3 separate regions of the Mus musculus genome follow, and regions 1 and 2 are each linked to region 3. A link is a loop called in an ENCODE intact Hi-C map of the cell type or tissue named here. Cell type or tissue: heart. All regions are shown on one strand. Each heading gives the region's core, and the rest is flanking DNA. Links, peaks and the distances in the headings are about the cores only. Region 1 holds the start of Zfp46 (zinc finger protein 46). Region 2 has its middle 7.2 kb from the start of Luzp1. Region 3 holds the start of Gm42329 (predicted gene, 42329).

Evidence for each region. Hi-C counts contacts between places; a loop is a spot of excess contacts. Peaks named below come from ENCODE experiments on the same cell type or tissue, not always from the same donor. Only the 100,000 strongest peaks of a DNase experiment are listed, where the experiment ranks them.
Region 1: it touches region 3 in a loop (2.6-fold over the local background); 2 of 42 quality-filtered maps call a loop at or near these places.
Region 2: a loop joins it to region 3, with 7 times the contacts of the local background. A loop is called at or near these places in 2 of 42 quality-filtered maps.

The regions. Positions count from the first base shown.
Region 1 is chr4:136,279,530-136,289,917 of GRCm38, forward strand. Zfp46 (zinc finger protein 46) reads left to right here and starts at 6,538. Exons shown (of 3, transcript NM_009557.4): 1 at 6,538-6,952; 2 at 7,543-7,786. The coding sequence starts at 7,681. In heart, for the core only: a CTCF peak has its summit at 5,224; DNase peaks (open chromatin) are centred at 3,282, 5,062, 5,972, 6,492 and 2 weaker places; H3K4me3 peaks cover 2,518 bases; H3K27ac peaks cover 4,509 bases.
Region 2 is chr4:136,457,359-136,467,746 of GRCm38, forward strand. It overlaps a transcript of Luzp1 not described here. Among named protein-coding and RNA genes, the nearest start is that of Luzp1, 7.2 kb to the right of the region's middle. In heart, for the core only: no CTCF peak of the experiment used is centred there; a DNase peak (open chromatin) is centred at 5,203; H3K4me3 peaks cover 1,948 bases; H3K27ac peaks cover 1,786 bases; H3K27me3 peaks cover 532 bases.
Region 3 is chr4:136,135,267-136,145,654 of GRCm38, forward strand. Gm42329 (predicted gene, 42329) reads right to left here and starts at 6,952. Exons shown (of 2, transcript NR_168524.1): 1 at 6,866-6,952; 2 at 3,329-4,249. Id3 (inhibitor of DNA binding 3) reads left to right here and starts at 8,556. Exons shown (of 3, transcript NM_008321.2): 1 at 8,556-8,912; 2 at 9,028-9,110; 3 at 9,614-10,126. The coding sequence starts at 8,613. The coding sequence ends at 9,087. In heart, for the core only: a CTCF peak has its summit at 5,119; DNase peaks (open chromatin) are centred at 4,295, 4,645, 5,245 and 7,055; H3K4me3 peaks cover 1,746 bases; H3K27ac peaks cover 4,244 bases; H3K27me3 peaks cover 267 bases.

The sequences.
Region 1 (10,388 bases), core at 2,415-7,414, 140 kb after region 3:
AGATGTGTTTTGGGAGTTTGGGGAAAAGATCTCAATAAAAGCCCATTAAATAACCTACCACTGGGGATGGAGAGATGGCTCAGCGGTTAGGAGCACTGACTGCTCTTCCTAGAGGTCCTGAGTTTGATTCCCAGGAACCACATGGTGGCTCACAACCATCTGTAATGGGATCTGGTGCCCTTTTCTGGTGTCTGAAGACAGCTACAGTATAGTCACATACATAGAAATAAATATTTAATTTTTTTTCTTAAAAAAAAAACCTAGGGCTGGTGAGATGGCTCAGTGGGTAAGAGCACCCGACTGCTCTTCCGAAGGTCTGAAGTTCAAATCCCAGCAACCACATGGTGGCTCACAACCATCTGTAACAAGATCTGACGCCCTCTTCTGGAGTGTCTGAAGACAGCTACAGTGTACTTACATATAATAAATAAATCTTTAAAAAAAAAACAAAAAAAAAAACAAAAAAAAAAACCTACGGGCTGGTGAGATGGCTCAGTGGGTAAGAGCACCCGACTGCTCTTCCGAAGGTCCAGAGTTCAAATCCCAGCAACCACATGGTGGCTCACAACCATCCTTAATGCAATCTGATGCCCTCTTCTGGAGTATCTGAGGACAGCTACAGTGTACTTACATATAATCAAACAAACAAACAAACAAAAAAAACCCTACAACTAATTTAGAGGGTGTTTTTAAAGGTTAAGGACACATGGGCTGTGGATGCAGCTGAGATGAGAGAGTGCTGTCTTACATGCATGAGGCTCTCAGTTGTCAATCCTCAATCTGTTATAGGCTTCCTTTCTTTCTGTTTTCTCTTTCTTTCTTTCTTTCTTTCTTTCTTTCTTTCTTTCTTTCTTTCTTTCTTCCTTCCTTCCTTCCTTCCTTCCTTCCTTTCTTTTCTTTTTTTTTTTTTTTTTTTTTTGAGACAGGGTTTCTCTGTGTAGCCCTGGCTGTCCTGGAACTCACTCTATAGACCAGGCTGCCTCGAACTCAGATATCTGTCCGCCTCTGCCTCCCAAGTGCTGGAATTAAAGGCGTGTGCCACCACTGCTGTCAGAGAGAGAGATTGGGACACAGTGGCCCTGGTGGGCTTCTAACTCACTAGAAAGTGACCTTGAGCTGCGGAATCTCCCACCTCAGTTTATGTGATCTGAGGATCAGCCAGGGCCTTGTGCGTCCTAGGGAAGCACTCTGTCAACTGAGTGGCATCCTAGCCCTGGAAGTTTTACCATGTATTCTTATTTTCTTGTTTTCTGTATATATGAGCGTTTGCCTGCATGCATGGCAGTGCACCAGGTACATACCTGGTACCCAAGGAACCTGGAGAGGATGTGGGATCCCCTTGAACCAGTTACAGAATATTGTTAGCCACAATGTGGGTGCTGGGAATCGAACCCGGGTCCCCTTCAAAAGCAGCAAGTACTCTTAACCACTGAGCTATCTCTCCAGTGCTCCACTTCCTGAAGTCTTCCTTAGTCATCTCATTGCGGCTACCAGGCCTGGCTTGTTTGTTAGTCCTCCATCATCTTTAACTCAGGACAATGTTACTCAGAGCCTCTCAGATACATTGTGGTCCCTCTGTTGAGCGGCCCTTCTCTCCACCACTGCTGCCAGCAGCCAACACCCTGCCTTCTCACAGTTCCCTTTCTGAGATGGAGGAAAGCCGTTCCACTGGGGTCCCAGGGCAGTGGCCTCCCGATTCCACTTCTGTCCTCGCTCTGAGCAGCATCCACCAGTCAGCCCCACACTTGATCCTCACAGCAGCCCTGCAGTCATTAGGGCGCGGCACCCAATTCTCAGCTCAGTGTCTCGCTCAGAAGGGGCTTAATGACCTGGGTTCAGCTGATGCCCTTAAAGCCTAGAGAACGCTGCTTGTTCTTGTTGTGCATTTTCAGTACCATGGTCTACAGTTTTTTGGAACCTACTTTCTTTGAGGAAGACCACCAGCAGAAGCATTATGAGGCCAAGCTCCCCACTCCTTGGGGCCTGATGCCCTCCTGCAGAGCCCGTTTGCTCTTCTCAGCCAGGCCAACCCCTGGGCCTTGCTTGTGGGACTTACCACCAGCTTCACTGATCTGCAGGCAGAGGCAGAGACAGACAGACAGACAACAGACAGACAGACAGGCAGGCAGGCAGGCATGCAAGGGAACATGAGACAGACGCTGTCCTTGCCCTGCTTCCTCCCCTGCCACTCTTCCCTCCTGTCCTCAGAAACCCAAGCCCTGCTGGAATGGAGCGATCCTTTCACACCTCTGTGCCTTCGCACAAACTGTTCAAGATGAAAGCTCTCCCTCCCACCCACGGTTGGTCTCCACCTCTGAAGTGTCTACAGTCTGCAAGACTGCTGGGGTGTCACCTCCCACCTTCCCAGTGAGAAGGGGGTGGTGGGCGGGGACATGACGGGATGTCCGGCTAGGTGCAGCTGTAAGGGCAAGGGAGACCCAGGTCATTTCCTTTGAAATAGAACGTTCGAAAGTAGGATTACAAACACAGAGACATAGGGTTGTTTTTTGTTTTGTTTTGTTTTTTAAAGAATTGTTTATTTATCTTATGCATATGAGTACACTGTAGCTGTCTTCAGATACACCAGAAGAGGACACCGGATCTCATTACAGATGGTTGTGAGCCATTATGTGGTTGCTGGGATTTGAACTCAGGACCTCTGGAGGAGCAGTCAGTGCTCTTAACCGCTGAGCCATCTCTCCAGCCCGAGACATAGTTTTAAATGCTTAGCACATTAATGCTTCTGGTACCAAAAAAGAAAAAAAAAAAAAAAAGAAAGAAAAAGAAAAAAAAAGCTGCAATTGAACTGATCCTAGATAACCATAGGATTTATTAAAATATGGGGCTGGAGAGATGTTAAACATATTTGTGCTTTTAGAGTTTGGTTTTCAGTGCCCATGTTGGGTGGCACACTAGCTCACGATGGCTTGTAAATCCAGCTCCAGGAGATGTGACTCTTACACACACACACACACACACACACACACAGTTAATGAAATAAATCTTTTAAAAATATTTATGAAAAAGAATCATTTACAGAGCCCCACAGGAACACTCGCCCAGTAGCAAATGCACACTTTAAAGACGTGCAAGAAGGGTCCTCACTTCCCCAGGACAGACCAGGCTGGCGGGAAGCCTCCACACCCAGTAGGTCATCATCATTTGCTGAATGCTGATGGAACAGACAGGACTTTCCAACTCAATCTAGAAAACCCAGAAGAGTATTTCTGCGTAACCCTGAACAATAGGGCAGGAAGTGGCTTCCTCCTCCAGGGACTGCCTCCCAGCCCTTGGAAGCAAGCTACTAACTGGAACAGGAAGCCCCACAGCCTCTGTCTTCCCTTCCCCACTCCTCCAGGGGCTTCCCAACCTGCTCCCACCTGCACTCCTCTCCCAGGTGGGTAAAGAAAAAGCACACACTAGGGGCAAGCTGACAAGCAGGGCACACAGAGCCATCCTGCTCGCGGGCACAGCCCTTAGGAATAAAAGGAAAAGCAGGAGGGACAAAAGAGGGTTTAAAGCTTGGCAGCAGCGGGACAAAAGGCCTCAGAGTTTACAAAAGAGCCTTGAGAGGGAGGCCCTTCCAGGGAGGGACCTGACTTAAGCAGACTGCCTCAACACCAGTCACTCTCCTTGTTCTAGGAGTTTGGTTATTGACCCCTGACTCCGCTTTCTCTGAATGAGGCCTCAATTTGCTGGGTTACTAGTAATCCCAGGTAGGCTCTACGGACCACTCACTTGACACCGCCCACTGGCTGTATTTCCAGCGGAAATAGTGTGAAGATAAGGTCATCCCAGAGTGGACTTCCCAGACCTTCAGGCCACTGAATATACCCACAGCATTTCTGGAAGTTTCTCCTGCTATGAAAGGCAGGCTCATCCAAATACCTACGGTCTTAGTGTTCATTTTGTGCAGGTGTGTTTTAAATCCCTCCCCAACATCCTTAGCAGAGGCAATTCCAACTGTACAGAAAAGGAGAGAAGGGCTGGAGAGATAACTTGGTGGTTCAAAGAGTATACTGCTCTTGCAAAGGTCCCAAATTTGTTTTCCAGTGCTCATATAAGGTGGCTTACAACTGTGGTATTTTACGAACGTGGCATAATAATTCAAGAGAGAGCACTTCATTGGGCTCTGCCAAGGTGTCCCCTCAAACATTTAGGTCTGGTATAAAAGGGTGTTTATTGGGGGAAGGGAGCCAGGGACCTGGAAAGGAATAGAGGCAGAGGAAGGGGAAGAGAGGACAGAGAGAAGAGAGAGGAAGAAAGGAAGAGAAGAAAGGCTGGCTAGGACATGTGGGGAAAAGAGAGAGAGGAAGAAGAAGGGAGGGAGGGAGGGAGGGAGGGAGAGAGAGAGAGAGAGAGAGAGAGAGAGATAAGTCCTTATACTGCCTGGCTCCAGGCTAGTACCTGGGGTAGAGACAGGCAGGCTGTTGCTAGGTAACTGCTGGGCGGAGCCTAGAGGGATGCTAACCACCACCACCACCAGTAATTCCAGCAGGAACCGAACACTCTCTTCTGGCTTCTCCAGGCACCTGTACTCACATGCTCATATCCCTCCCCTTTATAAATAATTAAAGATAAAATAAAATTTAAAAAAGGAAATGGGCCTGGAGAGATTTTTCTGAAAGATACCCAGCCTAGGTCTGTCCAATCTTTATGCCCATATTCTGGCTGTTGTAAATCCTTCAGGATTCTAACTCACATGGTGGCTGGATACATTTTACAGTAGGTAGAATAGTGCAATTTTGTGGCATCGAAACATTTTTTAGTCCTACCCTTGGGAGCACAAGAGAAGCACAGGTAGAAGAGATTCATTGTGGCTGGTAGGGGTCCTGCTAGTTTGTTTTTTTTTTAGACCCCTGAGTCATGTAGCCATAAATAACTGGGCATTGGGAACAGAACACTCTAATAAAAGCATGGCCGGGAATCTTATTTGGAAAAAAAAAATTCCCCAAGTCCTTCAGTGTGTGTGGATGTATCTGTAAAACAAAAGAAAAGTCCCTTTTCCCAGCCTAGGCAGAGAAGTCTCCCGTTCAGTCAGAGACAACAGGCGTCTGGGCATCAAGCCAAGGTTTGGGGATATTTATAACTTGAAGAGGGTGGGAGTCCCTAATAAGCTGCTATATTCTTTTTCCATCACTTCCCTCTCCAAGGCTACAGCAAGCTGGGAGCTCTTCCCCACACAGAATCCCTGTTTTGCTTAGCCCTCGCCTTCCATTGTCTAATTCCTTCATCCCCGCTAGGGAAAGGAAAGGCTACAAGTCCTTCCATTTGGAGGATTCTGAGTGAATGCAGCATAGCCAACGCTGATGTTTCTTGGCCAGCTGTTGTGGCCTCGGAGATCTGTTTATGAGATTGTTGTTTCCCGGAGCTATAGAACAGTCTCTGCAGTCTTGAAGCTTTGTGCTCATCCTACAACCAAACCCTGCCCTTTGCCTGTTAATCCATGGATTCGGATTTCTATTCATGGCCCTGAGATCTCTGGAATCTGCTGGTGATATCTAGAACCTTTCTGAACGTCAGGCCTCTTTAGATCTCTGAGGAGCCAGCGACCACAGACCAGGAGGTAAGCCTGTCCGTTCTGTCCTAATCTGGTTTTGTGATTTCTTTGAAACAGAGACTACTAGCATCCTTAGGACTCCAGGTTGTCGCAGGCCTAAGGTTTTCATGATGTTGGGAGGTCTCCAAGATTCCTTTCAGCAGAGACACCCTCAAGAGTACCAAGTCCCTGAGTCTCCCACTCCAGGGCCAGCTATTTCCCTACACACCCTACCCCACCCCCCCGCTTCTGATTTCAATGTTTTGGCGACTTAGATGGGTGCACTTGAGCTCCGTCTCTATAAAAGAGCTCGAGACGCTCCCTACAGGGTTAACGTTGGAACACCCTGGGCCGGGCCGCGGACAGCACTCCAGCACCGGACAGGGGACGCGAGGCCTCGTGGGATATGTAGTCTGGGGTGGGTTGTGACTGCCGGAAGGCCTACTGGGAGTTGTAGTTCTCAGTATCCAGAAAGCGAGAGCTTCAGGCGGTGTTGGGAGTCCGTGGGCGGGGCCCAAAGTTCCATCCCGGCCAGGGAGTCTCCCAAGGGAGGGAAAAGAAGCCTTTTCCCGCTCTGGCCTGGGCTGTCAAATGAGGGGTGATCTCAGCTGAGGTCAGCCCGAGCTTCCACACTCAATCTAACCTCGCGGATAATATATGACTCAAAGATGGTCGTAGGGCCATGAGAAAAAAAAAAAAACACAGACGCTTCCTTTGCTGAGTCGTGCTGTGGTTTCCGAGAAAAAAGTATGTGTGGGGGTATTCTCACTGGTCTTGAAGGTCGCGGTCCTGTCTCTTCCCTTTTGTTCTTTTCCCTCCCCTGCTCTTGGCTGCTAAGTGGCCTTTGTACGCCAGAGTGAAACTCCAAGTCCCGTCAGGCCGCGAGGTGCGCGCACGCGTGATGGAGCTACCCGGCCACGCCGCAGGAGGAGGGCTGATGGTTTGGCTTCTGATTGGTCAGATATTTTACGATTTCTTTTCGCTGATTGGCTGGGATTGCTGCCGGAAAGGTCCCAGCCCGGAGATGGCAGAGCAGAGGCGTTCTATGGGCTGGGTTGAAAGCCTCCTCCCTTGAATTGCATCGGCCTGACCCCCCAGCCTAGGGGGCACCCAGCCAGTGCCTGCCCTCTCCTACCCTAACGTTGCACGTACTCGATATTAACCGAGACACGGAGAGTGGGTGACTCTTCGGGAGTCAGAGAGGAGAGTGACCAGTCCTGGGCCTTCCCCTCATACCCTGCGACCAGAACTCCAGCCCTAGGGAGTAGTGGGCAGGGCCTCTTGCCGCGCCTCACGTCCTGCTTTTCGCCTCCTTCAACGTTGTCTGCTAGCTGGTTTTCCTGCTCTCTCTCTCCCAGGAGACGAACGCTTGAGCCCGAGATGGCAGCCACCCTGCTCATGTCTGGGACTCAGGTAAGCCCCGAGGGCTCTGCTTACCCATCTTGCCCGGTGTTTCCCCGTCTGCAAACCCCTATAGGAAATTCCCTGGGATAAGCTCATTTTGCTATTCTGCTTAGTATACGGGCTTCGAGTTGGCTAATATAACCATATACAAGCATATATAGAACACCCACTGTAAGACTAAATACTGAGGAGAATAAAACCAAACAAGATGGGTGGTACCCTTCTTGCCAACAATCTGTAGGGAGAACGGTGTGTCCGGTTAACCTGGATGCGATATGGTAAGTATTCTGTTGGCCTGAGCAAGGACGTATTGTGGTGTGGGAAATAGTAAGTCGAGGAGTGGTTAATTCTAGATGTGGTGTCCAAGGATGGAGCGAAGAGTGATAAAGGGTGGGGAGAAACAGAACAGCAGTTGGCTCTAGAACTGGGCCATAAAGACGAGAATTTCACTGGTCTAAGAAAAGGAGAGCCTTGTATGTAAGGGTCCAAAGTGGGCAGGGACGGCCTGAGCGGGAAGCTAGTAGATTGCCCCTGTCTTTTGACCACATGTCTTTTTTTCTTCTTTCTTTATTATTTTTTTTTTCCTTCGGACTCTACAGATGAGACTTAATGCCACTGCCTTCTCGACATTTCTAACCATGTCTCTAATTTCAAGAAGAAAAGCTGGTTCTAAACTCCTAGATACCAAGTAGTGAGGAAGCGTTGTGTGATTTCAGGCCCCTGTGACATTTGAAGATATGGCCATGTACCTCACTCGGGAAGAATGGAGACCTCTGGATCCTACACAGAGAGATCTTTACAGGGATGTGATGCAGGAGAATTACGGAAATGTTGTCTCACTGGGTGAGTGAGGACTTTTATCTTGTCTTACCTCTTAGGGGTTTTGAAACTGTCAGAACGGCTTAGGTCTTTTCGATACAGCCTTGTTTGTTGTTAAGGAAAACCACACGGTTAGTTACCTGCTTTGGTGCTCATTCAAATCTTTAAGTGTGGGAAGATCCGTGTTTCCCAGTCTTAAATGAAAAGTAAAGTTTCTGCCGTTTCCGAGACTCTGAGGATTCTCGTGCCCTGAGTCATTAGCGGCTCTGTGGCCTGTTTGTACAGATTACTGACCAAACAGGTCTTACACTCTGGTGCTCGCCAGGACATAAATGCCCTATAAATGGTGCTTTTTCTCTGGGGCGCTGGAAGATGAGGGCTCTGAGGTGGGTTCACAGGAGGACAGAAACCTCCCTTCTATGTTTGTTTTGGCTCCATAGCTGCAGCGTTGCTTCAGGTACTTTAGGTCGGTTCTTGTCTAGAGATCTTTCAGAGGCGATCATCCTTCAAGTGTGTCTTCTTTCTTTTTCCTTTTATTATGTGTAAGTACACTGTAGCTGTCTTCAGATGCACCAGAAGAGGGCATCAGATTTCATTACGGATGGTTGTGAGCCACCATATGGCTGCTGGGATTTAAACTCAGGACCTTCAGAAGAGCAGCCAGTGCTTTTAACTGCTGAGCCATCTCTCCAGCCCCAGTCTTGTTTCAGAAGAACCACTGAATAGTCAGCTCACAGATCCTATTCAGAGGAGAAGTCGTGAGGCTGCAGATGCAGCTCGGTTGGTAGAGCGCTTGCTTAGCAGACTTGAAGCCCTGGGTTTCATCCTCAGTCCGGCATACAGCCAGACATAGGACTGAGATATTTTAAAATGTTTTTATTCTCAGAACAGAAGGCGACCTGACAGGTTTTCTTTGCTTGGACTCTCTCTCTCTCTGATGTCCCAGTTTCCTTGGAGTCTTCTTTTTATTTTTTATTCATTTTTAGGTGATACTAATAATGAGTTTCATTTTGACATTTTCATATACACGTGTCCAAACACTTGATCTGATTTGCTCCCCTCCCCTACTTCCTTGAGCTCTTGTCCCTTGAATTGTTCTTTAAAGGCAGCAACAACTCCAATACCAAACACAAAGTGAACAAATCCAGGAACAGGTGGAAGAGATGCCTCAAATGTTAAGAGTGGACATTGCTTTTGCTGAGGTGCTGAGTTCAGTTCCCAGTACCCATAGCAGGCACCTTACAACCACTGGTATTTCTAGCTCCAGGGGATTAGATGCCCTCTTCTGGCTCCTGAAGGCATATGCAATCACATGTACACATACTCCAACCTAGATGCATACACATAATTAAACGTGAAGTAAAGATTCAACAGCCATCACTATGTTATTTACTCAGACCTATTTTAAGTAGAACCTAACTATATCATCCCACCCAACAAAAAAAGAGAATGAGAAAAGAAAGAAAGGAGCGTCTTTTAAAAGATACACTCTTGAATCCCTACAGTCTGTCTCAGGAACATTTCTTAGATAGAATTACCAAAAGATTTTTTTCTTACCCAGATAAATGTAGGGGGAGGATTAGTAACTGTTTTCATTGTTTAGTTGCTCCTTGTAATGTGTGTGTATGTTCTGTCTGAGTGTGTGTTGTGTACCACGTGCATGCCTGGTGCCCATGGAGGCCACAAGAGGGTGTCAGATCCCCTGGAACTGGAGTTGCAAACAGTTGTGGGTGCTGGGAACTGAGCTCAGGTCCTCTGCAAGAGACCGTTGAGCCATCTCTCAGGCTCCTCAAGGTTGTTATCTCAGGGCTCCTTGGGTCCTTTAATGTATTATTAAACATTTGGATTTCTGTGTGTGTGTGTGTGTGTGTGTGTGTTTGTTTGTGCACGTGTGATGGGGTAGATGCGTGTGTGTGCACATGGATGTGCAGATAACATTTGCCTGGGTGTAAGCCAGGGCTTCACTCTCAGCTCCTTCCTCTGTCCGTTTCCACCTTACTTTTGAGACACAGTCTCTCATTGGACCTGGAGCTAGCTCTTTCAGTGAGACTGGCGGGCAAGCCCCAGGATCCACTTGACCATCACCTTAAGCTCTGGGATTAATGGTATGTGCAGTTTTTATGTGTGTGCCTGATATCCCACACCAGATTCTAATGTTTGTACAACAAATACTTTCCTCTCTAAACTATCTTCCCAGCCTCTCTTAGGTTTTCAGTTTGTTTGTGGCTAGTTAGTAAACTAATTTACCCATAGGGTCTTTTCAGGGAACATACCTATTACATACAGTTTTCTCTCATGTACTAAGAAACCTGATTTGATGGGGTGATGGCGCACACCTTTAATTTCAGCAGTCGGGAGGCAGAGGTAGGTTGATCTTTGAGTTCTATGCCAGTCTGGTCCACAGAGCAAGTTCCAGGATAGCTAGGACTACATACAGAGAAACCCTGTTTTGAAAAACTAAGAGAGAGAGAGAGAGAGAGAGAGATAGCGAGCGAGCCAGAGCGAGAGCCAGCGCGCTCAGTACCAGGTGGGCGTGGTGGAGCTGAGCTTTAGAAATCCCAGGTTTACTCTCCAGCCCCGGGACTAGAGGGATAACTAACCGTCCTAGTCCAGCGTCTAGAACTCA
Region 2 (10,388 bases), core at 3,288-8,287, 320 kb after region 3:
GCTGATGCCCTCTTCTGGAGTGTCTGAAGACAGCCACAGTGTACTCACATAATAAATAAATAAATCTTAAAAAAAAAAAAAAAACCTCTTGTGTGTGTAGGTTGTGTGCCTGTGTGTGTATGTGTGTGCGCACGCATTCGCTAGAGTATGCACACAAGTGTCAGTACTTGCACAGATGCCAGAGAAAGGCATCAGGCACCTTCTCTATCACTCTCCTCTGCCTTATTTCTTTGAGACAGGATCTCTCACTGAGCCAGGCTGGCTACCAGAAAAATCCAGCCTTTTTTGTTTGTTTGTTTGTTTGTTTGTTTGTTTGTTTGTTTGTTTTGAGACAGGGTTTCTCTGCGTAGCCCTGGCTTCCTGGGACGCACTCTGTAGACCATGCTGGGTCCACCTGCCTCTGTTTCCTGAGGGCTGGGATTAAAGTTGTGCGCCACCAGGCTGCCTTTTTTTTTTTTTTTTTTTGTGAGTGCCTGGTTCTGAACTGAGGCCCTAACAGTTACCCACCGAGCGTTCTTAACTACTGAGCTATCTCCCCATCTCTCTGGTCCCTACATTATTATTGTTTTCTTTCTTTCTTTCTTTCTTTCTTTCTTTCTTTCTTTCTTTCTTTCTTTCTTTCTTTCTTTCTTTCTTTCTTCCTTCCTTCCTTCCTTCCTTCCTTCCTTCCTTCCTTCCTTCCTTCCTTTCTTTCTTTCTTCCTTCCTTTTATCTTTGGGTCCTTCCTTCCTTCCTTCCTTTTCTTCATCTTCAGCATACTGGATAATTGAGCCCGAGGCCTCGCACATTGAGCAAGCAGTGCTTTCACCACTGAATTACACCCAGCCCTTTGTATACCTTCTCTCGGGTGCTCATTACTGCCCCTGAGTGAGGAAGGTCCTACTTCCTATTCACCCCTTTGTAGGGGTAGGGAAACCTAGGCTGGGAAGAGTTCACCCACGTGTGTATAGACTGACCTACATTTACTGATCTACATTTACTGATCTACATTTACTTGGCCTGTGGCTAGGTCTGTGCACTTGGAGCCCACGGTTCGCACAGCACCTTGAATTATCCAGTAAGTAAAACTGGGCCAAAAGCCACTAAGAGAAAAATAGTTAACACAAGGTACAGCAGTTGTCAGCTTGGCAGCACAGACCGTTGTATTCGTATGACACCTGCCAGAGAGAATTTAGCACAGGGAAACACGAATCTTTCCCAAATCACTGGCCTGATTCTTCCAGTCATATCAAAACAAAACTTCTTTGGGGAGAGGAGGTGCTGGAAAGGGAACCCAGAACTTCACAAGCACATGCTAGGCACATGCTACCAACCCGATAGTGAATTGTCATAAACAATTTCCCTCATGCCAGGCCTTCTCTGAGAACCTCATACCCCTTGCTTGACTCAATCTTCCCAAATGGTCCCAAAGAAAGGGGCTCAAATGGAGACGTTCAAGAATTTCTGATGGTCATGTGACTAGTGAGCAGAAGAATTGGGTTTCAAAATCACCTAGCTCAGTGTAGGGAACTTGTCTGGGAGGTAGAAGGCTCTCCATTCAATCTTCAGCACCAGAAAAATAAATAAATAAAGCTAGTTAATTAACATAGCACTGTCTCCAAGGGCTGTGCACTTAATCACGTTGACTACTTCCTATACAATTTGAAGCACATCCTGTTTCCTTCTTTGCTTTGGCTGCCAGGAAGCTCAGAGCCACGCTTTGGGTTATATCACAGTCCCCGTCCTTAAAAAACTTTCCATCAGCCGCTGCTGTATTCAGAATTTCGTGTTTCTTCCTTCCTTCTCCTCTGGCCTTCTGCCCAGGCATTCATTACTCCTTGATTCCTGCTCTTTAATTATTGATCAAATGGTCTTTAGGCTGCGGCGGAAACCACCTCCAAACCCTTTTTGGAATCGGCAGGACATAAGACATTTATGAGATGAATAGGGACCTTCCGACTGGCTGAGCTCGCCAGTCACAGCCGTGCAGGGTGAGCGTCTTTGAGCAGCTTCCAGGGCCAGAACAGTGAAAGTTTTCTGCATTACACAGCTCTGCATAAGTTAGCGCCGCACCCATATATGCTAGCGCTATAGCAAACCAACCTTGACACAACCTCAGCACTCTACTAAAAGGAAGCTCTCCCAGTGGCCTGGTGGGTAAAGTGCTTGTTACAAGCACGAGGAGTGGAGTTTGAGTGGAGTTTGGACCTCTCAAACCCAGCCCACGCAGGACACAGGTGGACATGGAGGTCCAGCTAGAATCCCAAGGCAGGGAAGTGGAGTGGGATCTTTGGTGCAAGCCAGTAAGCTAGAGGAGCAAAACCAGGGAGCCCTGGCTTTAGTGGTGGGACCTTGCCTCAATGTCTAAGGTGGAGAGGGATGGAAAAAGATACCCAGAGCTCTAAATGAGTGCTAGCAGCTGCGCGTGTGCACACACACTACACATATATTTGAAAAAGTAGAAAAAACAAACCCGAATCTCTTCCAATGTACGCCCTGGCCAGTATAGGGATGGGGTAAAACCCAGACTGATTCAGGTTCTGCCACGTTCCTCGTGTGGCTTCCAAGGTCACCCTGGTGCTGGCATTCCCTTGGCAGATGGGAGAGAGAGAGAGAGAGCACATGCATGCTTCCTAACCACGCTGGCCTGGATGTGGTGCCACGTCATCCCTGCCACTGTCCCGTTGGTAGGAAAAGTCACATATTTGCACATAATTGCAAGACAGGCTGGAAAAATGTAGTCTGGGCTGCTTTTCCCTGAAACAGCTCTAAACCTGGAGGGGAGGCATCTTTGGTGGAGAGCTGACACAGGTCCAGCTCGTGTATATATGGATGCAGAGTGGCCACAAGAGGGAAAATGGGCTTGCCTTGCTTTCGAGGAACCCATAGGTAAAAGCATTAAGGGCTGGGGAGATGGCTCAGTGGGTGATGTTTGTGTCACTGTAATGTCAGTACTGGGGGAAATGGCTCTTTAGAGCCCATTGGCTAGCTGGCCTATCTGGATTACAGCATTTTATCTTCAGTAAAAGACCTTGTCTCAGAAAAATAAAATAAAGAGAAGAGCGTTTAGAGAGTTTGTTTGTTTTTTTTTTTTGTTTATTTATTCTTTCTTTTTTATTGGATATTTTCTTTATTTACATTTCTTTTTTCTTTTCTTTTCTTTTCTTTTTCTTGGGGTTTTTCCCCCCCATTTTTTATTAGGTATTTAGCTCATTTACATTTCCAATGCTATACCAAAAGTCCCCCATACCCACCCACCCCCACTCCCCTACCCACCCACTCCCCCTTTTTGGCCTTTGGTTAGAGCACTGGCTGCTTTTGAAGAGGACCTGAATTCAGTTCCCAGCTTTACATGGGAATCTGTAACTAAAGCGCCAGGGATTTGACACCCTCTTTTGGCCTCAAAGGTACCTGTACACTCTCTCTCTCTCTCTCTCTCTCTCTCTCTCTCTCTCTCTCTCTCTCACACACACACACACACACACACACACACACACACGAGCATGCACTTTAAAAAACAAACGAATCTTAAGAAAAAAAAGGGAGGGGTGCTAGAGAGATGGCTCAGTGGTTAAGAGTACTGGCTGCTCTTCCAGAGGTCCTGAGTTCAAATCCCAGCAACCACATGGTATCTCATAACCATCTGTACTGTGATCTGGAGCCCTCTTCTAGCATGCAGGTGTACATGCAGACAGAGCATTCATATACATTAAATAAGTAAATAAATAAATCTTAAAGAAAAATATTTCAGTGGAAAGCAGTTGAGGATGCTGCCCTCTGGCCTCTATAGCATGTGTGCATCGCAGCCTCTGATGCACAGTAGCCTCTCTGACACATACACACGGAGCATTTACATTTAAAAAAATGTTGTGTGCACATATGGAGGCCAAAAGTCAACATCCCTCCTCAGTCACACCACCAGTAGCTTTAGAGATAGAGAGTCCCTGACTGAAACGGAAGCTCATTGGCTTAGCTAAGCTGATTGGCCAAATGACAGTCAGGTATTTGTCTCTACCTCCCAAGGATAGGTTTACAGGCTGGGGCAGTCACATGACATCAGCTGGGTTGTTCGTTTGTTCCTTTGTTTGTTTTTGAGAGAGGGTCTTTCAGTGTGGCCCGGGCTGTCCTGGAACTCTCTCTGTAGACCAGGCTGCCCTTGAACTCAGTGATCCAAAAGTCCAAGGGCTGGGATTAAAGGCCTGCGCCACCACACCAGGCCACACCCAGCATTTTTTTTTTGTGGGTGCTGGGGTTTGGAAGTCAGGCCCTCATGATTGTGCGGCAGACATTTTAAGGACGAGCCCTTAAATGGCTTTACATTTGCAGTTTAAACCAAACTTTTGTCCCCAAAGGAAATATGGAGAGCACCTTAATAGGAAACAGTCAGCGACTGGATCTTCGCTAGTTTTTAAGGTCGTAGAAAAGAGTCAAGCAGGATGCCCCAACTTTTAGCTTGGTTGCCTAATTCCGTGGTCTTTTCCGAGATAACAGCTTAGTGCTGAGCTCTGGGTGGGCATTGGGGGACTCATAACAAATGAGTTAAGGTCTTAACCTGCAGCTTACTGAACTACACTGAGGAGGCAGCGCAATGAATGGATCGGCCTGAGGTCTGGAAGCACAAGGCTGGAGTCTTAGCTGTTACATAGCTGGATGAGGAAGAAACCACATGACCTCTCTGGTTGTCAGATTCCCGGCCCAGTGGGTAAAGTCTATTGTGATAATCAGGACGACCTGAGTTAGAATAGACCCTATAAATTGTCCTCGGATCCTCGTCCGCAACCCGGTGCTCACCCCTCGTCCGTCCGTCAGCCTCACTATTCTCATCCGAAGGATGGAGTTAACAGGCTGACATCAGGCGGTTGGAATCTGGCCGCATTGTGGACTCTGCCTCCCTGGGATAAGTGTGTGGCCTCTTGCCCTGTTCCAAGGACTGTCTCACACACACACACCCTCAACACACACACACGCGCACATGCACACACACACACACACACACACACACACACACACACACACACACCCGCGCGTTCCCGGCAGAGGAGGACCCCGAGTTCACAAGACGCGGCTTCCTGGCCGCATTCCGGAGAAGGAGCTTTGCGCCGCAAGTCCCATCCCCCGGTCGTCCGGCTCAGGAAACGCAGAGAAAGCCAGGAACCCGGCCTGCCAGGCCCCGGGGCCCTCCGCCCCGTCCTTCGGCTTCAGGAAGCGCGCTGGCGGGAACGCCCTGCCCGTGGGTGGGAAAAGCTCGAGCCGCTGCATCGCGGCGTCCCTGGGTGCAGCGAGCTGTCACCGCCGCCGCCGCACGCCCCTGCCGCAGCCCCATCCCTGCGCCAGTGCGGCAGCCGCGTGGCCGGGATCCTGCAGGCGCCACCGCGCGGGGGTGCAGGCAGGGAAGGCGTGGACCCAGAGCTCGCTTTGAGGGGGCGACCTGCTTAGGGTGTGTGGGTGAGTGCTCCACTGGGTCGCTAGGACATTGCTAGACCGGTTGGCATTAGACTCCGGGTGTCTCTTTGAGTCTCAACTTGTGCTTGGCTCCCGGAAATTTAGTTTCTTAATGGTGGAGATCTCAAAAACTGTTCCGGACCTAGAGACTACTGTGATGGGCAGACCGTGATCCCTTTTCACCAATGAGAGTCAAGGAAGAAAAAGATGGAGGACATGAAAGGGCGGTGCTTTCGAGTATAGCCTGAGCGTTGGAACCAGTCATTCCCGGGCTCAGGACCCAGCTTTCCCCCTTACTGTGTGATCTTAAGTAGGTTCCTTAACTTCTCTGAGCTTCCGGGCCATGTCCTTTTTAAAGAGTCTTTCAACTCTAAACCCAGTTAGGTTTCCCCACTGCACCCTTCTAGCCCACATGGCCTGATTCCTTGAGACACTTAGTGTCAATAGTATTAAACAATTGTTAATCGGTGCCTTGTCTTTCCACTTCAGAAGCACACAAAGTTCAGGAAGATAGGGACCTTCGCTAAAGTAAGACTGTGTAGCGCTGACACGCGTTAAACATCCAGGCATTTGTTGCGAAGTGAAGAGCGAAGGGATGCAGAGATGCGCGCCAGATGCCGCTTTAAGGGCGGAAAAGCACCAGAAATGAATAAACACCATTCCTATCGTCAAGGAGGTCCCAGACTGGCTAGGAAGGGGAATGAAACGGACTTGTGCAAAGAAGATGGTCCTAAGTGTGTGCTAACAGGGCTTAAACAGGCCTGGAGAGAAACACTAATGGGGGAGCAGCCGGAAAGACAGAGTTGAGAGACACCGGGTCCCTAGAGTGCTGGGATAATGGATCTCACTTCCATCACAATGTACAAAGTACTTAGTTTGCATAAAGTATGGACGTACCTTTTTTATCCTAAGGAAGTGGGGGAATTGATGGAGACTACCGACTTGTTCAAGTCCTCCTCCCCTTTTGGAGGCGGGGAGCTGCGCTGAAGATGAATTCCCAAAGCCTTGTGCACGCTGATGACCATTGAGATAGATACATACATCCTCAGCTTTAAGGCCTCAGCTACTCATGCGCACCACTTTTGGTTTAGGTCCAAATAAACTGGTGATTTTAGGTAAGGAGCATTGCTTCTCTGACTTGCTTTACCTCTAAGCCTGTTTGCCAAAACTAGAAAGAGTAATAAAGGCTTCCTATAACATGACCAGATAGTTGGTGTAAAGTACTTATCACTTGTGATTCTTACGTTTATGCTAAAGGGTTCATAGGTGCTTGAGGAATGACCGTGTAAAACCGGTGCAGTGTGGGAGTCCTGGGTCGTGAAAGGACTAAAAGCGGCGCCATTTGGAGGTTAGGAGGCAGATGGAGGGTGGCTTCATCCCTCCCTACTCTCACTTTCCTTGATCCCTAGGAGACTTTGCTCCTGGCCTCATTCATTATTGCATTATAATTTACTGTTTGCAGACCAACAAAGGTGAGCCAACTCTAGCTTGGTTAGCATTCTTTTTATATAGGCTTTTACAGCCATATTTTCTGATGACACAGTAATACGTGCTGCTTGTAAAAAAAAATTAAATAGCAGGAAGATATCACAGGGGGAAATTGAAAGTGCAAGTTTAGGCACTGAGAGCTGACAGCTTGCTGTTCTTTGGCCTGGGGTGGGGGAGGGGACATCTCACCATGTGAGCACTGACTTTTCTGTGTCAGTATGTCTGGGAGATTGGATGCCCAGATCTTTTCTAGATGTGTCTGTGAGGATGCTTCCAGAAGAGATCTGTATTGGAGTTGGTGGACTGGGTAAAGATTGAAGTTGGTAAGTGTATAGCTAGGGGTTTGTGCCCTCCCCAACTCACACGCGCGTGCGCGCGCACGCACACACACACACACACACACACACACACACACAGTGCTCCCCACCACCACCACAGTTGTATGCCTGTGATGCATACAAATCCCAGGACTTGCAAAGGCTCAGCATGTGCTCCGTCATGGTCTTACAGCCCCAGCTCCTAAAGTTCTAAACTTAGTTTTTTTTCCTCTGGGCTGAAGCTCTTACTGTGAATGAATGAATAAATGGTTGCTGGGATCCTGAGTCTTGGGCAAAGAATTCTATATTTAGGAGCATTTACTGGGACCCCACCAAAAATGGGATGGGATTTGTGGAACATTTTTTTAAATTTTTTTATTTTGGAAGAGGTATCTTATGTAGTTCAGGCTGGCTTTGAGCTGATCCTCAAAGCTGATACCTTTGGAGTGTGGGGATTATAGGCATGTGATGTCACACTCAGCTACCTTTGGGACTTCCTCACCACTACACACAGTTGGCATGGGTACCTTCTGCTGATGTGGACCGCAGCTGTATTTTCATACATTTTCCTCCCTCTTAGCATCCAGTTGGGTCTCTTTTGGAAAGTTCCTATGCATGCACAGAACAAAACAAAACGCATGGGGAAAAAGGTGAAAGTCCTCTTCTTTCCCTTTTTCTTTTGGGCCTCTGAATTTCTCCCTATATGTAGATTAAACACACATAAGCCACAGGTTTCAGGTCCACCTGTGATTCTGTGACTCTCACAGCTGACATCACTCCGCAGACACCTGCTCCCGCCTAGTCACACAAGCCAGTTTGTTTTACTGCAGGCTCCTTGAGGACGGGGCTGTCGTTAGTTCTTAGAGGCCAATGCATGGGGCACTTATTGGAAGAGCATGGTGAAACAGTAACAGCAGCCCGGGGATGTCGCTAAAACAGTAGAGCACTTGTCTACCATGCCTGAAGGCCTGGGTTCAGTTCCCAATCTCTCTCTCTCTCTCTCTCTCTCTCTCTCTCTCTCTCTCTCTCTCTCTCTCTCTCACACACACACCCAATCAACTACCATTTCCTAGCATGAACAGAGTTCTAAGTTGTTGTTGTTTTCCATGACAGGATTTCTCTGTGTAGCTCTGGCTGTCCTGGAACTCAAATGTAAACCAGGCTGGCCTCAAACTCAAAGATCCAACTGCCTCTGCTTTCATAGTGTTGGGATCCAGGGCATGAGCCACCACTGCTGGAGTGCGGGGTAAGCTTTTAACAGTTCCTCCATACACTACTTCATTCAATCCACGACAATCACTATAGTAGGTATGCACTATTATTCTCTTTTTGCAGATGAGAAGCTGAGGTGCAGAGATTTGGAAGTCTGAGGTTTCATGACTGACAAACGGTGGAGTTAGGATGTAACTCCTGCTCTGTTCTGTTCCAAAGCTTTGCTGTGGTTTGTTCGTTTGTCTCAAAGCCTTTGCTTTGAGTGAGTTAGTAAGTGATTGATGGGGCCATGAACACTTCAGAGAAAGTTCCAGCTCTCCCTGTTCATGCTTGGTTCTCTCTTCTGAATGTTTTTCAGTGCCGTAAGTCAGAGTCAGCAGATAGAGGGCTTAGGAAAGGCCCTCTCTGTGCCTGAAGCAAGCCTGTGATCAAGCTTATTTTTCATGGCAAGAAGCATTTTTGAATCTCCTGGTCTAAAAATAAACCACAATTTTTAGGAGCCCTTGGGGACCAGCCCAGGCATTTCAGGACAGCTATTTGCCTATCTGCAACACAGGAAATTAATCAGAAACCCCTCCCGTCTTCCCACAGACGGGTGTTCTGGAAAGGCCCAGGGCCTTGCTGTGGTTCTTCTGAAAGACCATGGAGAAGCTAAGGACAGACTAACACACACTCTTCTCTCCGGGAGGAAGCATAGAGCAGAAACAGGTCATTCTGCTGCAAAAACCTGTAGAGAGAATGCGCAGCTGTCAACTGGGAGGTGTGCCAAGACACAGGCCCTGGGGCCTGCACAATCCACCTGGGGGCTGGAGACTGGGGAACTGGTTTCTGCTCTAATGGCCTCATTTAGTAAACCTCTTCCTTATGTCAAACCCTAGAGGTCTTCCCCTATGAAATGACTGGGTGAATTTTTTCTCTTTCCATTCCTTTTTCTTTTCTCTCTCTTTCTTCCTTTCTTTTCTTTCCTTTCTCTTCTCTTCTCTTCTCTTCTCTTCTCTTCTCTTCTCTTCTCTTCTCCTCTCCTCTCCTCTCCTCCCCTCCCCTCCCCTCCCCTCCCCTCCTCTCCTCTCCTCTCCTCTCCTCTCCTCTCCTCTCCTCTCCTCTCCTCTCCTCTCCTCTCCTCTTTCCTTCCTTCCTTCCTTCCTTCCTTCCTTCCTTCCTTCCTTCCTTCCTTTTTTGAGACAGGATCTTAAGAATGTCATGTGTTCCAGTGTGGTCTTGAACTCCTGTGGTTACAGGCCTGTACAACTCAACCTGGTGACTGGGAGTGTTCACAAGAATATTATATGACGTTAGAAGCTAGGAATATCATTGATAGTGGTGATTTTGAAAATAAAAATGATAATCACACTGTGCCTGGTGGTTTCTCTATAGTATCACAGATTTTACTTAGTTTTGGAAACAGCATCTCACCCAGGCTTTACACAAACTCATAGTCCTTCCGAAGTGTTGAAATTACAGACATGCATCACTGTGTTTGGATTATCACATTTAATTAATCAACTAATTAACTAATTAACTAATCCTTTGGTGCTGGGAATTGAACCTAGGACTTAGTGCTTGCTAGGCAAATGCTCTACCATTGAGCCAGTTTGCCAAATCTAAACAAATACCACACGGATCACCTATCACAAACGGAGGGACAGAGGCTCAGTGAACTCCTGTGAGCTGGGAAATAGGTTTGTCACATCACAACTCGAGTTTCACAAAAATGTGTGAGTTTCATGCCCAGAATCACTAAGGAACAAATGAACAGTTTGCTTATTTAATTAGAGACAGAGAATTATGTAGCCCAGAACGGCCTCAGGCCCACTAAGTTGCTGGGGATGAGAATGGCCTCAGGCCCACCACGGTGCTGAGGATGGCCTTAACTTTGTTTTAAAAAACCTTTATTTTAAATCCCTGTACTCAGGAGGCAGAGGCAGACCTCTGAGTTTGAGGCCAGCCTCC
Region 3 (10,388 bases), core at 2,075-7,074:
TATTTTTCACCCCCTCCTGGTCTTTAATCTGTTGTGGGAAAAGAAAGCGGCTTTTGTTGAACGAGGGGCTGCGCGGGGGGCGGGGAGGAGGCGCGGGCGATTGTGTGTCCCGCAGCTGCGCGCCAACACTGGGGTGGGGGCTGCCGGGGTGCAGGCCGAGCTAGGGTGCCCGGGAAGGTGGGCCAGGGCGGTAGGGACAGCCCGGTCGCGTGGTACAGGCCAAGTTGGGACTGCCCATGAAGGTGTGCTAGGGCTATAGGTTGTAGGAACAGCCTGGGTGCGGTTTGCGCTCAGGGAGGGTGGCAGTGGGGAGGGAATGGAGGAAAAGGCTACCAGAGTGCCGTTGGCCAAGAGACTGCAAGAAGACGACTCACATTGGGCTGGGCACATAGAAGTCTGCCCCCAGGCTGGGGCTGCAGCTCTGCAGAGGGCTGGGCGCCATTAATTTGTTAGGTTTTTATGGTGCTGGGGATAGCGCTACGGGTCGCTTGTGTGCTGGACAAGCATTCCTCTCTCAATCAGCATCTTGCATCTAATCCGGCTTGCGTGCAATCTTCCCCTGAAGCCCAGACACACAACTAACACTCAGGAGGTCTCACACCAGAGAATGCTTGACCCCAAACGTTCTGTGAGGCTTCAAAGGGGGCTTCCTTTAGAATTCCATGCCCACAGCATATCTTCGCAACCCTCACCGTTTGGACTCCTGACAGACAGCTGTGCGGTTCCCTCACCTCTCGGAGCCTCAGTCAATGTGAGGATTGATCCATGCTGATCTGTGTAAACTGTCTGCTCAGTTAGGTTTGGAGGGACACGGCCTATAATCAGAGCACTTACAAGGCTGGAGCAGAAAGATGGAAAACTTAAGGACAGCCTGGACTACATAGCAAGACTCTGTCTCATAAAACATGGAGAAACAAATGAGCTGTCAGCTCATGGCTGGCACTCAGCAGAAGCCTTCAACACAGAAGTCAGCTTGGTGGCGCACTATTATCCTGGAGCACTGTGGCCTGCAGGAGGCTCCCTGTGAGCTGTGGCTCAGCCTCTGCCTTTTGGCACCCCAGTCTTTCCAGCCCTCTGCAGAGCTGGATTAGGGGCTAGGGGGAGGAGGGGGAGGGTTAGGGGTTGGGGGGTCTCTTTCCTCTCTGGCAGGGTTAACCCTGTCACCAGGCCCATTCCTCCCTCCCCTCCCATCTCCTTCCCCTGGCAGCTTTTGAACTGGTGCTGGGCCTCAGGCCAAAGCAGGACAATGTCTGGGCAGGGTGGACACTGCTCTTCAAGGTCTTCTTTGTCTCTGTCCTTCCTTGCTGTGGACTCTGGACCTCACCTTCCTTCTGGGACCTTTCCTGAATTCCCAAACTCAGCTATCCTCAGCAGGGAGCCTTAGGGCTGGAAGTGACAGAGCCAAAGGACAACCTGAATTTGAATGTTTATATTTTTATTTTAACTACAGCGCGCATCAAACCCCACGGCCACTCCACTGCCATACTATATTCTCTCTGCCCAACCCCCACCTCCCAGGCCCCGCATTTCCAATTTAACCCCACAGGCCAGGACCTGGTGGTGTATACATACAATCTCAGCACTCAGGGAGCAGAGGCAGGAGGATCTCCACAAGTTATAGGCTAGGCTGGTCTACATATGAGTTCCAAGCCAGCCGGGGGTTGGGGAGGGAGCGGCGCACAGAAAGGCCTGACTCAAAAGAACACCAGAATGAAAACAAGTCCTGTCTCTAAGTGGTGGTGTATCCCAAAGCTGCTGGTGATTGCTGGGACTGAATTGAACTCAGTTGTCATTTGTGTGTGTGTGTGTGTGTGTGTGTTTTCACATGTGTGTGCGTGTGTTCCCATGTGTGTATATGTGTATTCCCATATGTGTGAATTCCCATGTGTGTTCACATGTGTGTTCACATGTGTATGTGTATTCCCATGTGTGTGAATTCCCATGTGTGTATTCACATGTGTGTTCACATGTGTGTGTTCACATGTGTATGTGTATTCCCATGTGTGTGAATTCCCATGTGTGTGTGTTCCATGTGTGTGTATGTGTGTTCCCATGTGTGTGTGTTCCATGTGTGTGTATGTGCATTCCCATGTGTGTGAATTCCCATGTGTGTGTTCCCATGTGTGTGTGTCCCATGTGTGTGAATTCCCATGTGTGTGTTCCCATGTGTGTGTGTTCCATGTGTGTGTATGTGTGTTCTCATGTGTGTGTGTGTGTGTGTATGTGTGTGTGTTCGATTTGGTAGCACAGATACTAAAGTTGGAACAATACAGAGAAGACAGGTTTGGCCTCTGAGCAAGACCCTCGAGTTAGTGAAGCATGCTGTATTAAGATTTCTTTTCTGTTGGCATGTGCATATGTGATATATATAAGGATATACATGTCACGGCACGAGTGTGGCATTCAGAGGGCGACTTTGTAGAATTAATTTTCTTATTGCAGCTTGACGTGTGTTACAGATTGAACTTGCCTCACCCGGTTTGCTCAGCAAGCGCCTTTATCCCTGGAAGGGTTTCACTACACTCCCTTGTCAAACATCCTCCTGCCTCTGCCTCCTGAGTGCTGAGACTGTTAAGTATCGGCCACCTGGCCCTGGCCTGAAAGATTTCAAGCTGCCAGTACTTATAAGGGACACCGATGAATGCAAGGCCACACTGGGCTACAGAGTTAGAGTCCAACTCAAAAACACCTACAGCTTCCCCTCAACAAAACAAATATCTCACATGGGGTTGATGCTCAGAAAATACCTCCTTCTGGCTTACCCGATGGCAGAAGCAGAGACAGCCCTGGGGCATCCCATGACTCATTGTTTGGTGAAGTAAGAGTAAGGGGTTAACTTTAGGGTGGTATTGCCTGACTCAGTGTGGCCAAAAGATGAAGAAGGCAGTCAGCTCCAAAACTGACCCCTAAATTTAACAGCAGTCACTGTGTAACTTCTGAAGAAGTGTCTCCCTGGAAGGATGGATGGAATGGTAATAGTGGTGGAGATTTGGGGTGTATATGTGTGCAAGGCTCTTGAGTTCTGTCCCAAGCACCTACATAAATACACCTTATCTGTCACCCTACCTAATGGGTCCAATTGGCTTTTCTCTATCTGGGGGAACACGACCTTCTCAGGGGCTGGTGAAATGGCTCATCAAGCAAAGTTGCTCGTCACCAAGCCTGAGGACCCGGGCTTGGTTCCACTGGAGTCACACAGTGGAGGAAGAGACCACCACACATTCACCATACATGCACGAATACACATACATGAATACATGCAATAACAATAATTCCCAAGAGTACCTTTGGAAAGGTGGAAGAAAATGAATACACACAGAAGGATGAATGCTTTGCAGACAGGATGGACACCTTGGGTTTATCACCTAGTAGCTATGAGGCCTGCACACAAGCACACTCGCCTTTTAGAGCCTCTCTCTATTCGTCCAGAAAATGAGTCAATAAAGCCAGACATGGTGGAGCACATTTGTAATCTCAGCAGTGAGCGGCTGAGGTGAGAGAATTTTAAAGTTTGAGGACCACTTAGGCTACACTGTGAGACTCTGTCTCAGAACAAACAGTCGCAGAGAGAATGCAGGGCTGGGGCTAAGGTTGAGCGTTGTGAGGGGCTTGCCTCTCACTCACAAGGCCAGGAGTTCCATCCCCAGCGCTGTAAAAACAAAACCAACCAACCAACCCACCAAACAAACAAACAAAAAACCAACAAAGATTAGGTAAACAGTCCTTGGCAAGCAGGACTCAGCAGTGAGGTAGTGACAGCTCTGAGTGTGTCTGAAGTGTTTAAGAGGCCACTTAACACCCCCCCCCCCTCCAATCTCCACCTCTATTAAGAACTTAGGTCCCTCCATTCCCTCATTGTTCCTTATACTGTCTTTCTTAGTAATGCCTACATTTCTGGCAACTACTTCCAGAGGAAGACTAACTTCCAGGGCACCCTAAATCCCACCGAACACATCATATTACAGAAAGGTTTCCACTTCCCATCTTCTGTCCCCTCTGGTCCTCTCAGCTGTCAGGTGGTAAATACAATTTTCTTCCCAATTCTACGGAGCTAATAAGTAAGGAGTAACTGAGGTGAGACAAGGTTATCAGTGAGGGTGGATAGTCGGGCCAACGCCAGGATCTCGTGTGCCTTCCTTGAATCCTTTGGTTCTTGGGTTGTACTTTGGGATTCAAATTTGCTGAGGGGAGCAGGGACAGGTTTCCAGGTACAGTTGGAGAGCTTCCAGAACATCTCAAAGGCCGCTCTCTGAAAAAAATGGGTAGATGTCAGAAAACGCATGGGCTGGCAAGATGGCTCAGTATAAAGGTGCTCGCCCTGGAGCCCTGAAGGTCTGCATTTGATCCCTGGACCCAGAGTCGAAGGAAACATCTCGATTTCCAAAAGTTGTACTATGATGTTCTCGAATATTCTGTGGCATGTACACATTGTGGCATATGTGTGACCACACTTATATACACATAGGTCACTCACACTTTTTTTTTTTTTTAAATACAGCTTCTGTGAACCTTGAACCCACATAGAGCATTAACATTTATGAGAACTAGGGCCAGAGCGGTCAGGGAGTCAGGGGAGCAGAAGGGCTGGATCTCGGCCACAGGGCAGCCATAGACATTCGACATGACCTTGGACAATGACGGCAGGTCACCTGGATCCCTGCGTCTACACATGGAGGAAAGATAACCAGCTAGGTTGACAGAAGCCCAGTTTAAGCAAGACATCTGCAATCCTCATCATCATGACATTGACTTTGAAATTCACAGCGGAGAGACCCCACTACCACCACGTCTTAAATTTCTAAAGCCGAAACAGTAATAGCTTACAGTTCTGCCAGCTCAAAAAAAAAAAAAATCAGAAAGCACAACATTGGCTTTTTTTCTCCCCCTTTTATAATTTTGGCAGAGGAAGATGCAGTTCCTGGAAATGCTTACAAAATGATTCCTGACACTAGGAGGAGATAGTTAAAAGAGGGGAAAAGGAAAAAGAAAAGTTATCTGTGTTCAGATAGAAAGGAGGAAGGTGGAAAGAAAAGAGAGAAACAAAAGAACTAAAAGAGAAAGGGGGGCTTTAAAGGGCCCCAATTCAGGGGACGTTATCAAGGTCTCAGCATCTGCTATTCACAAGCCGCTCGCCGGCTGGGGTGGCGCAGGCCCCGCCCCTATCTCGGGTGTCCGGCGCTCATTGGTGGGAGAGGCAGTCGCCGGCCGGTGACTGCCCGAGGAAAGGTTGCCTGGGACACGCATCCCTGTGTGAACGCATGACGTCCCACCCTGGCGCCAGGCTGTCTGGGGCTGAGTCTTAGATCAACACAGCTGTGGGACCCGGACCCACAGCTGGGCAAAGGAGCGGATTCCTCAACAAAAAATAGGATTGTGGGAAAAGTTCTGAAACAAAAACAGCGCAGACAAAAGCCTTAATGACATCCTTTCATAAAAATAAAAAATGCAAGAGGGGGGAAAATGCTGGTAAAAGGAGCAGAACTGGGAACAGAAAGTTCAGAGGCGTTTGGAGTAAGAGGCTGAGGCCCCGCCACCACTAAACAAGTTGCAGAAGGCCGGGGCGAGCCGACCAGTCTGCTGTGCAGGCAAGAGAGAGTCTTTGGGGTTTAAACTCTATTCACTGATCCCAACCCGACTAAAACCCACTCCTTTCAGACTTAGACTCTTAGGTCAGAAAAGACCCTTAAAGGCCATTTACTCCTCCCCTCCCCCTCCCCCAAAGTAAGGTTCTGGAAAAAAGGATTTGTGTCCAAAGGTAAGTTATTGGCGTGGAAAGGACTGAATGCGGCTTGATAACCCCTTCTGACCTATCTCCACACAGCCTATGGCCATTTCAGCCTGGGAGCATCATGAGGAAATAATAAATGCTGTGAAGGTACTTTGCAAATTGTAAAACCAGAGAATCTCCTATCCAACCCCGAGGCAACAGAGGCTGTAGTGGAGGACTGGAGAAGAGAGAGCGGACCTGGGTGGGCGAAGCACCTACCGCACATCTGGCCCCATGATGAACTAATGCAGACCAGGGAGTGTGCCCTTCTCACAGAAGAGGTGTTTAAAATTCTTTCCTTTTTTGAGACAGGGTCTCACTAGTCATCCCCTGGCTGTCCTGAAACTCACTATGTAGACCAGGCTGGCCAGGAACTCAAGCTGTCTTCTGCCTTCTGAGTGCTGGGAGCAAAGGCTTTTTTTTTTTTTTTTTTAAAGATAAATTAGGTCAGAGCCAGGTGTAGTGGTGGATCCTTTATTACCAGCACTAGGGAGGCAGATCATCTCAGAGTTCGAGGCCAGCCTGGTCTACACAGAGAGTTCCAGGACAGCCAGGGTTACATAGAGAAACACTGTCTCAAAAATAGATAGATAGATAGATAGATAGATAAATGTAAGGTAAATAAATAAACGAGGTCATTTTCATTAGCTCCACTTAACAGGCCTGAAAATTGAGGCTCAGAGAATAATTTATTCCAAATTCACACCGTTAGTGAAATAAAACAAGTTAAGTTTTGAACATAGGTCTGCCAGGCACTGAAGGCCATGATTTTTTCTAGACGCTCCTGACTTGACTGTTTTGCACACACATACAGAAGTCTTCACGAGAGCCAAAGAAAGGCTCCTCTGTTCAGTTTTCGGGAGTCCACACAGCCACGGAGGAGATTTCTCTTCCCGTGACCAAATAGCTGGCATTTAACTTCTTCAGCATAGAGACTGCCTTGTGCTTTCTCAGGTTAGACCTTCTTCTGTCTTCTACCGAAATAGCTGTCCTTGAGAACTTGAATATTCCCAGGAGAAAACTTTTCAGAGACTTCTTTCTTGGGACACAGGGGCCTGTGGTATGATGGAAAAGAATGAGGCTCCGAGACTGGCTTACCTGTGATGTGATACAGGACTCGTTTTATATGCCCTGTCCCCGGCCCTGTGCTGGTCCACACTCCTTGTCCAACTGTCACACAAGCATCTGGTGTTCTGAGTCAGAAAGTATTTATAACAATCCCTCAGTGCCCTTTCTCTCTGTCTGTCTCCTCATACAGCTGATCAAAGCCGTGGTATCTGGGTTTGCTCAAGATTATGTGTCGATAACCAGTAAATAGCAGAGCTGTCCGGATTGAACCCAGGGCTTTGGCTCCCTAGACCGATGTCCTTCCAATTATTGGAACTGTCCCAGCTCAGAGGTCCCATTGTCCTGTTGATCAGTGCCACACACTACTGAACACTTAATTGTTTCCTGTGTTAATCTTGTCCCCAGACATTGTGAGATTCTTGAGAGCAGGAGCCTCTGTTTCATGTGAAGCAACTCCATAAATATTTACCAGGCTGATTGATTAAGAAAGCAATCTCGTGGCTGCAAAACCCCACCTGTTCTCTCCCAAGATGGAAACCAGAATTTTGGAACTGCTGAGGCTTCGGGGTCTGGGAAGCAGAGCCAGGCAAAGAATAGAGTGCACTGTCCTTTTGCAATATGGGATTGCCTGCCTGCTGGCTGCTCTCCTGCTCTCTCAGATGGGTGGCTGGGGCTACTTCAGCAGGACGAGGAATAATCATGTCCAGGTGGCTGCCCTTCCACAACAGAAAGGGACAGACAACGCGGCGATGAAATTGTTATTGTTTTCTACAGAGTGTGCAAAGTGTGCAAAGGGAGGGAGGCTGTGCAGAACGAGGAAGCAAACGCTAGACAGCTGACCCATTTGGTTCTATGTATGCCCGTGGAGGGGACCTTCTAAAAGGGTTTATGCAGCAAGCACCCCCATATTTGAAACCTTGTCCAAAATCCTAATCAAATTCACTTCCAAAGCACAACCGGGCATACATTTAGTTCCTAAAGGAGTTCTCGGTGGAAACGGTCCATGCTTTTTCTTTCTCCGTGGAAAAGGACTGGGTCCAGACTGCTCTTATCCTCTTTCCCCTGGTGCTCAAATAAATAGTGTTCTCTGCTTAGACCTCCCTTTCCCTCCTTCTTCTGCAATCTCAGCGCCTAGCCCAAATCTGTTTTCTTCATTGTAACCTCAGCTTCACCGCAATTAATTTTTTCCCCCTCTGGTCACAAGATAATTCCTGACGCCAGTGAGTCTGGAGGTCAGACGAGCAGCAAATTGGGGAACAAGGCGGCACTAATTCCTTACAAGTTTCCCTTGAAAATTCTTGAGAGAGAGAGGAGAGAGAGATCTTTAGTTGTTCAAGGGATTTATGACCTCAGAGCTGTGGGTTCGAACCAGTATTGGGGGGAGGGGACCTCAGAGAACTTGGGCGCCTCCAGAAAAGGCATATTCTTAAAAGTTAATGGTTTTAAGTGATTTTTTTTTTTTTTTCAAATCTGTGCTGGCTCAAGAGCCCCGCCTCTCCTCGGTATCAGCGCTTCCTCATTCCTCGCATCCGAGGCTCCGCTGTCCTCGGCGTCAGACCAGCCTAAGGAAGCCTGTTAGCAATTTAAACCCACTGTGAACGCCCAGGACCGGGGAGGCGGTGCCCAGGGCGGGCGGGGGTGGACCCTTGGCGGTCTGTTTTGAATAAGGGGGTGTGTCCTAGAGAGGACTCTATAAGAGTCGGCCGCTGCAGGCGTGCGCGCACTGTTTGCTGCTTTAGGTGTCTCTTTTCCTCCCTCTCTATCTCTACTCTCCAACATGAAGGCGCTGAGCCCGGTGCGCGGCTGCTACGAGGCGGTGTGCTGCCTGTCGGAACGTAGCCTGGCCATTGCGCGAGGCCGCGGTAAGAGCCCGTCGACCGAGGAGCCTCTTAGCCTCTTGGACGACATGAACCACTGCTACTCGCGCCTGCGGGAACTGGTGCCGGGAGTCCCGCGAGGCACTCAGCTTAGCCAGGTGGAAATCCTGCAGCGTGTCATAGACTACATCCTCGACCTTCAGGTGGTCCTGGCAGAGCCGGCGCCTGGACCCCCGGACGGTCCGCATCTCCCGATCCAGGTGCGAGAGGGAGCCAGACCAGGCTGCTCTGAGCGTGCGGGCAGGGATGCTGCGGGTCTTCCCTATCGCGTCCCCGAGTCCCTTGGCTAACTCGTCTCCTAACCTTCTTTCACAGACAGCTGAGCTCACTCCGGAACTTGTGATCTCCAAGGACAAGAGGAGCTTTTGCCACTGACCCGGTCGTCCTGGCACCTCCCGGTAAGCTTTCTCCTGGCGCGGGCGAGGAGGGAGGCTTGCATGGGAAATCCTGCCTTTGACAGAACATTGTAAGGCTTAGGGTTCAGTCGGTTTAGGGAAAAAGCCAAGCCACTGAAAGGCAAAAGCCTTATCTATAATCAGTTAGAATAAACGACAGAACCTATGTCAATATCACGTGCATTCCTTAGACACGCTGTCCCTTCTCATCCCGGGTGGCCAGAGCCCAGGGCAAGTGGGCGCGCGGGTCGCACCAAATGAGCCTTGGAGTAAAGGAAGCCCTCCCCCCTTTCCACTAGTGTTATTTCTAAGCGGGAGGGGGAGTGGTGACTCCGCCTGTGGTCCTTTGGCGCCAACTGGGTGGAGGCAGTGTGGGGAGCGGAGTTATCAGCTGGAGGTAGAGACCGAGTTTCCTCCCTGGCGCCGGCCAGTCTGCGGCATCCTCCGCCTGGGCGCGCTCGGCGGAAACTGACGGCTCCCTCGCTCTTCTCTCCTCCCCCGCCCAGAACGCAGGTGCTGGCGCCCGTTCCGCTTGGGACCCTGGGACTCTGGGACCCTCTCTCCAGCCGGAAGCCTGAGGGCATGGATGAGCTTCGATCTTAACCCAGCCCTCTTCACTTACCCTGAACTCAACGCCTCGAGGCTGGACCTGGAGCCCGAGAGAAGGACTGAACTTGGGTGGCCTGAAGAGCTAGCACACGCTGGTCAGCAGCTGGGCAACGTCACTCTGTCCCCACCCTGACTCAAGTCTAAAAGACTGGCTTTTCCGAGAATGGGGTGTCGAGAGGGTGTGGGGGGATGCGAGTGGCTGCCCTGCGCACTCTGCCAAGGCAGCATAAGAGCTGTTCTTCTGGTTTCCTTGGAGAAAAGCTCTGCTGCCCTGATTATGAACTCTATAATAGAGTATATAGCTTTTGTACCTTTTTTACAGGAAGGTGACTTTCTGTAATCATGTGATGTATATTAAACTTTTTATAAAAGTTAACATTTTGCATAATAAACCATTTTTGAACACTTTGTGTATGACATCTTGCGCCACCTCCTAGGAGCTTGGGGCGGGCAGATTTGCATACCCTTTTAGGGACGAGAAAGTTCCCAGCTGAAGCTGAGGGCTAGGGTGGCTTGGTTAGTAGGAAGGGCTGGGGTTGGGAATCCCCAAAAACATTGGAGGTTGAAAGCAAGGATCTATGATCCTACTCTCAATTACAGGAGCCTCTCCTACAGCCGGCAAGTCTGAGACCGAATCTTTTTATTTCTTCAATTCCTTGAAACTTGGCAGCA